Regions from separate parts of the Homo sapiens genome. Here region 2 is linked to region 1. A link is a loop called in an ENCODE intact Hi-C map of the cell type or tissue named here. Cell type or tissue: psoas muscle. All regions are shown on one strand. Links, peaks and the distances in the headings refer to the core of each region. The heading gives the core; the rest is flanking DNA. Region 1 overlaps LEMD3 (LEM domain containing 3). Region 2 holds the start of MSRB3 (methionine sulfoxide reductase B3).

What was found. Peaks named below come from ENCODE experiments on the same cell type or tissue, not always from the same donor. Only the 100,000 strongest peaks of a DNase experiment are listed, where the experiment ranks them.
Region 2: it touches region 1 in a loop (1.9-fold over the local background); 7 of 110 quality-filtered maps call a loop at or near these places.

The regions. Positions count from the first base shown.
Region 1 is chr12:65,182,904-65,188,287 of GRCh38, forward strand. The region is part of intron 1 of LEMD3 (LEM domain containing 3); the gene reads left to right. Among named protein-coding and RNA genes, the nearest start is that of LEMD3, 16 kb to the left of the region's middle. In psoas muscle, for the core only: no CTCF peak of the experiment used is centred there; no DNase peak of the experiment used is centred there.
Region 2 is chr12:65,275,727-65,281,110 of GRCh38, forward strand. MSRB3 (methionine sulfoxide reductase B3) reads left to right here and starts at 2,957. Exons shown (of 7, transcript NM_001031679.3): 1 at 2,957-3,139. RefSeq lists silencers at 3,167-3,296, 3,397-3,706. In psoas muscle, for the core only: no CTCF peak of the experiment used is centred there; DNase peaks (open chromatin) are centred at 2,935 and 3,385; H3K4me3 peaks cover 3,115 bases; H3K27ac peaks cover 2,666 bases.

The DNA.
Region 1 (5,384 bases), core at 218-5,217:
ACCATGAGTACTGTTATTATCAAAGTGGGAAGATGACATGTGTCCCCATGAATAGGCAATAGGTGAATATTAATAGTACTTAAATTAGAAGGTATTTAAAGTACATTAGGATCTTCAGTCTCTTAGATAAGTCATACGAAGCACATAATGAAATTTCCATCCCATTTTGCATTTGAAACTGTTACCAGTGATGGTTTAGACCAGAACCGTCCAGTAGAAATATAAGCCACACAGTAGCCACGTTAAAACATAAAAAAGTTGAGATTAATTTTAATAATTGATTTTATTTAATCTGGTATACCTAGAATATTATTTTGACATATAATCAATATAAAAGTTTTTGATGAGATAGATATTTTATGCTCTTTTTTGAATTAAGGCTTTAGAATCCGATATGTATTTTGCATTCATGGTGTATCTCAATTCAGACTAGCCATATTTCAAGTGCTCAGTAGCCACATTTGGCTAGTTGACTACCCTGTTGGGTAGTGCAAGTCTGGACCGCTCTGAGTTATGGAGTTATATTATTGGTTTAATGAGACCTAATGACAGTCAAGCATTACAATGCCTGTAATGTGCCATGTATAGTGTTCTCTATAATATTTTCAGAAGATCTTTGTAATAACTCTATGATGTCAGTTTTGTTATCATTTTAGACATAGACAGTGAGGTATGGAGATATTAATTTGTCTAAGATTAAACAGGTAGTCTGTAGAGGAGCAGGATTTAAAGCTAAATCTGACCCTAAAACCGCTGTCCTGTTTTTTGTTTCTGTTGCACTGTTTTAAAGCACTGCCACTAGCGTTTGGGCAGGTAGGTGGGTGAGGTGTAGTTTTGGCACTGCTCAGCCAGTGACTTGTGATTTAATTTTTCCTTATTTTTAGGCACAAAGGACTTCTTAGCTTAGAGTGGAAGTGGTATCTTCTAAGTCCTTGCTCATATTCCTGATTGGGAATGTTCCTTTATACTTGTTCCTCATTTCCCATTCATTAAACTGCTTTCTACAATTCTTTAAACATGTAGAATGGAGAGATGGCTCTTTGAGTCTGTTACAGGACCGTGGCGGCAGATAAGGGAAAGCTCAGCTCCTATTGGCAAAAGTGAAAACTAATGTCTAGTAAAACTTTTGTCTGGATGAAGAAGTTTTCTAAGGGTTTCAGTACTTCATTCTGAGAAAGAATTGAGAAGTTCTTATTCATCATGCTCTTTGAATTGTAAATATTTTTTCAGTTATTTTACAGGATTTTATATTGTGGATTAATACTTAGCAGCATGTTCTATTTAATTTGAATAATTTCTTTGAATTACATTTGGATTCCTAGAGAATATTTTCTCACAAACTTTTTCATTTCAAAAGGAAAAACAGGCAGTCCCTAATTTTTGAATACGTTGTCTTCCAGATTGTGTGTAAAACAGTTGTTTGAACTTGGAGCATGTTTTACTACACTGGTTTTAAGTTCCTGGGCTAGCCCACAGAAGCCTATTTAAAACCACATCCTATTTTAGCACTAATATACTGTTGGTTTAAGTTTAGGGAATCAGAGCATTGGATCGTGTTCTGTGGGAGTTGGAGGAGAAAGTAAGTTTATTTTTGGCTTTTAGTGTTTTCTCTTATACTTTTTCATCTCTTTAATTTCTGTTTTCCAACTTATACTGGCCTAAGCTTTCTGCTCTTTTACTATAATCTTGGCTCAATAACTTTAAAAGATTCAATAACTTCTAAGTGCTCAATAACTTCAAAATTTTCTGTATGGAATAGGTTTACTTGTTGAGTGCTTGGCAAATAAACGTTTTATGCTCATTCGTATCTCATTTAGTTTTAAGAGTTTTATGAGGTAGGGGCTAGTTTTCCATCATTAATGAGGAATCTGAGGATTAGGTTAATCACTTTGTCCAAGTTTATAGGGCAGGGAGAGGAGTTATGGAGTTAACGTTGTTGGGTAAAAACCTTAGCAACATGACTTGAAAGCTCATCCACTAACCATTGGACATACTGTTTTCCTTTTTCACATATCCTCTTCTCCTTTCTCTCTTTACTAAGTTCCAACTCCCCCTATTCCCTCAATTCAGATACTTTTTTTTTCTTTTTGAAAGAGATGTGTCTTGCTCTGTTGCCCAGGCTAGCCTCAAGTAATTACTCGGGCCTTGGGCTCAAGTAATCCTCCCACCTCAGTTTCCTGAGCAGCTGGTCTACAGGCACACACCACCAAGTCTGGCAGTCATCTACTTTAAACTAAATGTTAGGGTAAGCCATTTGATTGAATGAATTCATAATATAATGTTGTAGAGCTCTGTTCATAAAAATTGTATGATTTTATGATAAAATTTGGTAATGTGATTATCTTTAGTGAGGATTGAGCCAATATGGAATCAGAGTTTAGCCCTGCCTCTCTAAATTGTTCTTTATCCTTAAATGTGTAGTAGCTGGATTGCCTACAATTCTACAATTTTCTGTTAGAATTTATGGCAGTAGTTTTCAACTGTGGACTGAGAACATTTTGGGAACTGTGCCCATTATAAAGTTTGTCTGAAGACCTAATAAATAATTTGCCTTTCATACTGTGCTATTATTTTTCAATGGTATTTCAATACTGCTGTGATTAAAATATAAAATATTATATGCATGGTAGAATTTGGTCATATTTTCTTAATATAAGTGGATATCAAAAGTACTGTTATGGGGAATCTGAATATCTTGATATAAATGAAGTCCTTTTGCTTTAAGAGTGGAGAATCATTACTTAAAGAATGTTACAAGGAAATTATATATAAATTTTATATATAATATATATAGCATTTATTTTCAAGACATTCATACTTAATGTCACAGAATCAGTTGTAGTGTTGAAATGACTGACTGACTTACCAGCTGGTAACCCCTTAATCTCAGAGGTGATTGTACAAGATCTTGATTAACTCAGATTCTATTAATATCTTTGATTGGTAAAACATTTTTGGCAGTAAGTGAAAAATTCAGGCATTATAAAAGACTTGGGGAGCCTTGCCTTGGAGTTTTCTATCTCTCTAAGAACTGTCATTTTATCCCAGTAGCTCTATGGTAGAGACAGATGAAGGTTGGAGTAGCAGTATATTGTGTTATTTTATAAACGTGCTATTTTTTATTTCATGCTGAGATTGGGAAAAGATAACTTATTAATCTATCTAAGATATATTAGGTTATCTCTCTCCATGCTGCTGGGCATAGTTACAAAACATCCTATTTTACAATGAGGAACTAGAGTCCCACAGAGGGTAACTTGCCTGAGATTCTAAGTCATAAACTTTGGAGCTAGTATTTCTTGCCTCAAGAGATTTTTTTTTTCTTTTACATTTTGCCCGTTGCTTTTTATTGTGAAGAGATACTTATTCATCTAAATGATATAACTTGCGGAGCAAGCATTACTTAAAACAAAATTTGTATTTTACTTAAATTTTAACAACTTAAATTCTTTAATTTTTAAAAAATTGTACAAGGTTGAACTTAATACAAAATAGCTATAAATTATATTAATGCCATCTTATCCAAGAATGAAAAAGGATAAAAATATTACTCATTTACTTTGAAAATATTCAGTACCTTTTAAAAAATTCTAATATTTGGGTTAGGAAATGAGAAACTAGGATGATTTAGGAGAGTCTTTTCCTGAGTTTTGTTTTGGGCAGAATATCAGTCCAAATGCATTTAAAAAAATAGGAGTATACTATGCTGCAAGGTTGGTTTAGATTGCTTTTTTTTTTTTTTTTTTTCGACACCTGTTTTCTTTAAAATTCCTTTTGGCTAATAAATTATTTAAGGGTTAAAATAATAAAAGACACTGGTATTACATCAGTAAGTGTGTAGTGATGAAGAACCATAGTACAAACACAGGAGTTAAGTAAGTAAAAATATATAAGCATAGTGTATGGGTTTTGATGTTTAAAATGCAAGATTAAATAGGCTATAGTAGTATGTTGGGAAATTTGGGGAAAAAAACAACTTAAAGTGGCAAGTCAAAATTCTGCTAAGACCATATGCTAGCTAGAACAGACATGATATGAATATAAATAAGTTACTTATGCTTTAATTTGCAAGGACTTTTACATATGTTCTTACACAATCAGCTTTACCAATTTATTACAGGGTTGTTGCCATACTTTTATTTTTCCTAATCCTTGTTCTGCAGGAAGGGAGGATACACTGAATGAATAAAAGCAGATAAACTTAAAATCAATGGTTTTGCCATATAAGATCATCTTAGGATTTAAAAGGGTTTTAGAAGCCATTAGCTACTTTAGGCAATATTAGCTACTTTAGCTACTTCAGGGGTTTGAGGGAGATAATGTTTTAGTTGGGCTCTTTTGGTTATAAGGATAGTTTTAAGAAAGTGAGTGTTTACTATGAGGATATGTGTAGACTTCAACTGTAGAGACTTTAACAATTCAATTCAAGGGATTCCAGGTCTGTGCTTGTGTGTGTGCCTCTGTCTCTCAGTACTGTGCTAAGTTTTTCTTGGGTTGTTTCACTTAATTCTTAAAATTGAGGCCTAGGGAGGTTAAGAAACTCATCCAAAGTCAGTAAGTGGCAGAACCAGATTTGAGTGCAGATAATCTGACTCCCACTATGGGATCTTTGTCCCTGTACTGTACTATCTGCACAATTTTGTATTTCATGTATTTGTTTTTTAAATTTCCTTTGGAATTATTCCCACTTCCCCCCTTTAAAAAAAAAAATCTCACATTCTACTAGACTAGGAGTTCTTAAACAGTGGTCCATCAATCTTAAGGAAGAGATAAATGGACTCCAGGTAAGCAGTAGCTCCTTGAAATTATATGTACATTTTTGAATATGTATGCATTTTTGCAGGGTGAGGGTTCATAAATTTTATTAAATTCTCAAAAGGATCTCTGTCCTTCAAAGTAGTAAGAGTCACTGTACTATCAGCAGCTCTAGGGAAGGTTCTGAGTTCTTATCTTTGTATTCCCTAGCACCTGGTTTTTGGTTACTCAATAAATATTTGTTGAACAGACCTTAACAAATAGAGATGGTATGTAGGAAAATAAGTTTGAATTTAGTCCTAATCTGGAATTTGAAGATGCTTTCACTGTTTATTTAAAATGGTGTTAAGGATCAATCTTACTGACTTGGTCCAGAAAACTGTTTTCTGGCAGATTCAAATTTTATGAATCAAGTTTTTTGAAGTTAGGTTTTTGAAATCAGAGAATAAAGCAAAATTCAGCATTTAGAGTCTACAGTAGGGTGTCTAAAAAAGGCCAGTTTTTTTTCCCCCTCCAGTATAGTATAAAGACTCTTTTAATATTGGATAAAGGATTAGGGAACATTATACATTTTAAACATTAAAATCATACTGCAGGGTTGAAGTACACTATATAAGCTACATGGAAAC
Region 2 (5,384 bases), core at 325-5,324, 93 kb after region 1:
TGGTGATAGAATCAGATTCTCCCCCCTGGGGCATTTGGTTATGAGATATATGGAGAGAGTTGGCACCTGGTTGTGGGAACAGAAGTGGAAATACAGGCAGAGAGACAAAGAGCTGTGGTTACACAACTTGAATTATTGTGTGTTCTGAAGACATTTCATGAGTTGCAGCTGTGGTATGCCAGAGCTGGCTCTACGGCCCCAAAAACTGGTTGTGTGGATCCCTTCCCAACCCTGCCTTCAGAGACATCTGGTTGGTGGGAGTATTTGTACCATGTGAATTGGTTAATACTGTAGATCAGGGCCCCTAGCCCTTTCATCCAGATCTGGTTGTTAAATGTTTACCAGCACACCACTGGGTTGGGGGAGGGATGGTGTAGGAAGCAGGCAGAAGCAGCTACCTCCTCTGGGTCTTTACCCTTAAAATCAATGTTGAATGGAATATGGTAACATGATTGTTATTAAGGCTATAATAAAGAAGACATTTAAAAAGCATTGTAAAATACATGATTAAAATATCAATGGTTAAACTACAAAACTTATAGGAATGTGGTCAAGGGGGTAGTACCTTTCCCATTCCCCTAGCTTTCAAAGGCACAGGCCCCGCCCACCATGCCTACAAAGGATGATCTGACAAGCCAGGTAAGCCTCTGGTCTTATTTCCACATGTATTCTTTACCTTGGTTACTTGAGGTAACCTGAGTGCATACCAGTTACTTAAAACCAAAAGCGCCCAATGAATACAGTTTTTGAATGCCACTTTTTTTTAATGTAGAGAAAATAAGACAGATTAGTATGGTAAAAGTATATATGCACTTTAGAATGAGGATTTAATTCTAATACTACTTCACTTCTTCCTGGTAGCATATTACTTACCTATGCCTCAGTCTCCTTAGCTGTAAAATAGGGATAAAAATAATCTCAGAGATATTTGTAAGAATTAAATGAGATATCAGTTATAAAAAACATCTAGCACAGTGTCTGGCACTTATCATGCACTTAGTAACTTTAGTTCTTTTCTGCCACTCTTAGCATATTTATTCAAGCCTTTAGAATAGTGGTTGGCATTGCTGACAGTGATGTCAGCTATGTTGATACAATGAACTCTCTATTTTTACTAACATGAATTGGGTTGTAATGATATTGCATTTTTTATAATTCTATATTTTTGTATGTAAGGTTCTTCACTAAAATATTTTAAATATAGGCATAATTATTGCAATCCTTTGAAACATGCTTTACACTTAGGGAGCTTCTAAATTCCTTTCTACAAATGGCTGTGCCCATTTTATTTTTGTTTTTAAACAAACATTTGGACTATGGGCAAAGAACTTTGCAAAGTGTTGTGGGGGAAGTAGAAAAACAGACACTTATGTAACACAAGGCTATAAAAAAAGAGGAAACGGAGGGAATACTGAAGAGCTTCTTCAGTATTTCCAACTACCTAGGTTCTAGGTACCTAATTAAATAGTCATGTTATGTGTCATTTAAATCCTTTATTCATTGCATTACAATTTATTCACCATTACTTTATCTGGGTCATCTACCCTTAGTCCCATTATAATTGCCAATGCATTAAGGGTGACATTTGCCCATTTGCTATATGTAATTCACAGGATGTGGTGTTTTTCAGTACCAGATGTTTTGAGGGGAGCCACTTGCAATGGACTGTTTTTTGGTGTATGTGTTTTAATAGTTTGCCAGAACTGAGTTTGATTTGAAACAACGTTCTTGATTTTCAAATACAGCATTTTCAAACAAATAGTGTGATGTACAAATTACCATCACTTTAGTTCACGTTGAAATAATCCACACTCTAAATCTGTTTGACATTTACCCCTTAAGTATTTTGGATCAATAAATCATTTCTGTATCATCTAGCATCTTAAAATGTTCGTAAGTAACTACTTAATACCCTACATATCCAGGTCCTGTCCCATTAGTTTGAGGGAAAAAATATATTATAGTAATTAAGACATAATTATGTTGTCTTGAAAAGCTAAGGGTCATTTGGACTTGATTACCCAAGGAGTTATCAGTGCCAAGGAAAATTAGGCAACTACAGGCTTGGGCCTGTAATTAAACATCTAGGACTGACATTTTGTTCATCAGAGGTGGCACCTTCTGAATGAATTACACCATTTCATTTTAGACAAGCTACGGTACATACAAAACAAGTGTGTGGAGGGGGTTGGGGGGTGGACATGAATAGAGATTGGAGGTGGAGAGAAAGACCGGTGTAAACTTAAGCATTTTGTTGTGAAAAACTACTGTTCAGCCAGCCTGCCTGGGCTCCATATATGGTGTTCAAATATAAGTTTGGGACGAGCACCTTTGCAATTTTGGCCAAGAACACACACACACTCACCCTCCTCTGCTAGAGAGGGCCCGCTCACCTGGAACGCAGGCGGCTGGTTCTCCGTATTACAGTGAGTGCTCGTTCTGTATGTATAGGATGGCCAAGTAACTAACTGGCAGCCCTGCTCCTGCCTCACTCTCCCACAACTTTTTATCCCCTCACCACCAACGCTCTCAACAACCCCTGACACGTCTTCCCACAGGTCCCTGGCTCGCTGTCCGGTCTCTTCGTGTTGGTTTGTCCGTTTCCCACTCCTTCAGCGGTCTCAGGTGGAACACGCCAGGTGGGCGCTTGGCTGTGTTCTGGGGTCCCGAGTTGGAAAGGGATGCCCCCAGGCAGAAGGCGGCCGGCAGCCCTGGGGCAGAGGAGGACGAGGGGGAGGAGAGGAGCAGGAGGGCAGGGCAGAGAAGGAGGAGGAGGAGGACGGTGCAGAGGAGGAGGAGGAGGAGGAAGAGGACAGGGCAGAGGAGGAGGGAGTTGGCGGCCGCCGAGCCCCGGGCAGCGGGCCCCGTCCGCGGCCGGCGCGCTCCGTGGTCCTCCCTCGCTCGTCTCCTATGCTCATATTTGGACTCGGCTGCCCGTGCCCAGGAATTTCCCGTCATGCCTCCCGCCGCCCCGTCCGTCGCCCGGAGCCGGGGAGGGAGGGAGCGAGGTTCGGACACCGGCGGCGGCTGCCTGGCCTTTCCATGAGCCCGCGGCGGACCCTCCCGCGCCCCCTCTCGCTCTGCCTCTCCCTCTGCCTCTGCCTCTGCCTGGCCGCGGCTCTGGGAAGTGCGCAGTCCGGTAAGTTCGGGCTCCCCTCCCCTCTCCTCCTCGCCTCACCCCTCCCACCCCGACCCTGCCACGTTAGGGTGTGACCCCGAGCCGGGATTCCATTCTGCGCCTGCTGCGCCCCCTCGGCCACCTGCGGGGACAGCCCCTGCCTCAGCCGAGAAGGGGAGCAGAAGGGTTGCGCCCCGCGCCAGCGGTGAGGGGCCGAACGGAAGGAGGTCAGGGCTGGTTTCCCCCCACCCGCCGAAGGGAGGCGTCTGGCAGCCTCACTGACACCTTATCCTGTCCCGGGAGCGAACCTGAACCCGCGGGAGCCTCTCGCCCCGCGCGGGCCCAGGAGAGAGGGATCTGGCGGGGCAGCCCGCGGGAGGCAGGGGAGGGGTCCATCCCGGAGCCCTCTGCTCTGTGCGTCGACCCTGCCGGGGTTGCCGCTCAGATAACGGGCCCGAGGCGTGGGAACCGGCCCGCCAGGCCTGCGCTTTTCGCCGCGCGCCTCGGAGAGGACGGGGGTGCGGGGCGGCGGGCAGGCGGCAGGGAGGGGCGCACCCGGGAGCGCACCCGCCGCCCGCCCTCCCTGCGCTGCTGCCCCGCTGCTGGGCCAGACTCCAGCGGGCCCGCCTGGCATTTCACAGGCCAAAATCGAACAGAACCCCGAGTTTGCCAGGTATCAGTTTTGCTTTGTTTTTAAGCAGAAAAAGGCATCCAAGTCTATTTTTGAAGTTTTACACTGGGCTATTTCGAGTCAAACTATATGAATGAAAAGTGCTGTTCCTGCCTTATTTGGTTTAGGGCTAATAGCTATCGGAAGTGGCAGTTATGAAGTCGTTACAGTAAGACTTTATAAGATAATCTTCTTGAATCATGTGGGAACTGTTGGGGGGAATTTAATATCAGATTATTATTTTAAAAAGCAGTTATTTTAAAGTACAAAGGTAGGGATAAAGGTAAATGTGAAATTGCATGGACTTTTACGTTTGTGATGAGTAGTCGTCAAAGCTTCTTGCTTCTTAATTTTATCGGGAATGGAAGAATATAAATTATAATTCCTTAGAGCTGAGATTTCTTAGGAGATTTTAGTTTGCTTTTGTTTTTTCTACCAATAGACTAAATTGTCAAATAAGATATGGCAAACTAGGACTCATAAATTAGTTGAAACATGACTCTATGAAGCATAGATTATATTCAGTACTCTCTGGTTTATCTCTTCATATTTTCATTTGCAGCGCTGGTGGCAAGATCGATTTTCAAAAACAATTTTGTCTATAAAAAAACTTCAGGGTTCATATAACTTATAAAATTGTCAGTTCAGATTAATGGCAGATATTTACAATATTTAACTTTATTCAATTTGCAATTTGTAAATAGTAACTTGAGCAGTGATATCAGTTTCATGTTTCTTTCTGCATAGTATTGTTTTTCAAAAAAACCCTGTTTTTTATAGATTCATATTTTGGAAGTAACTTTAATAGCACTTCTTGGGAAATACAACAGGTTCTAATTTCACATTTTTCAATGGATTTCTAAAAAATACTGTGCTGGATAGTGAAGAGTGGATTTTATTGCCAGGAAACATATGTATGCTTTCTTTTTCCTCAGTGATGTGTTGACTTACCTAATACTTGTGGTGAAACGGCCTTCGAAGACCAGAATCCACTGTACTGGCCCCTTGCCAGTAATTTTGAACATCAAGTTTATATTTGGACCATTTAAACATATATTCTTTTAATTCCGGTCCCAGCTGATATATCAGTCTAATTTCTGATGACTTTTATTAGGGCCCTATATGAATATCTGGAAATTTTTATATTAAGATAAGTAGCTCTTTGCTACTTATCTAGAATTTTGTCACAGTGCTTAAACTGCTTGTATGGCAAGGTTGCAGCATACAATGTAATTTAGATTTTGAATCAACACACTGCTTTTTGTTTTTAAAAGTGCTTGTTCTAATATTTTAACTAAGATGTTAATCCATTAAGTCAGAAATCCTTGCTATTTTGCTCAACTCAAAAGAATATCCAAAGACTATCCCAACAGTAAGGTTCATCAGTTTTTCTAATACATATGCCATTTAATAATTAAAAATAGATTTTAAGGCCACGTGTGGTGGCTCATGCCTGTAATGCAACACTTTGGGAGGCCAGTGTGGGAGGATTGCTTGAACCCAGGAGTTCGAGACCGGCCTGGTCAACATAGGGATACCCTGTCTCTACAAAAATTAAAAAAAAATTAGCTGGGCATAGTGGCTCACTCCTGTGGT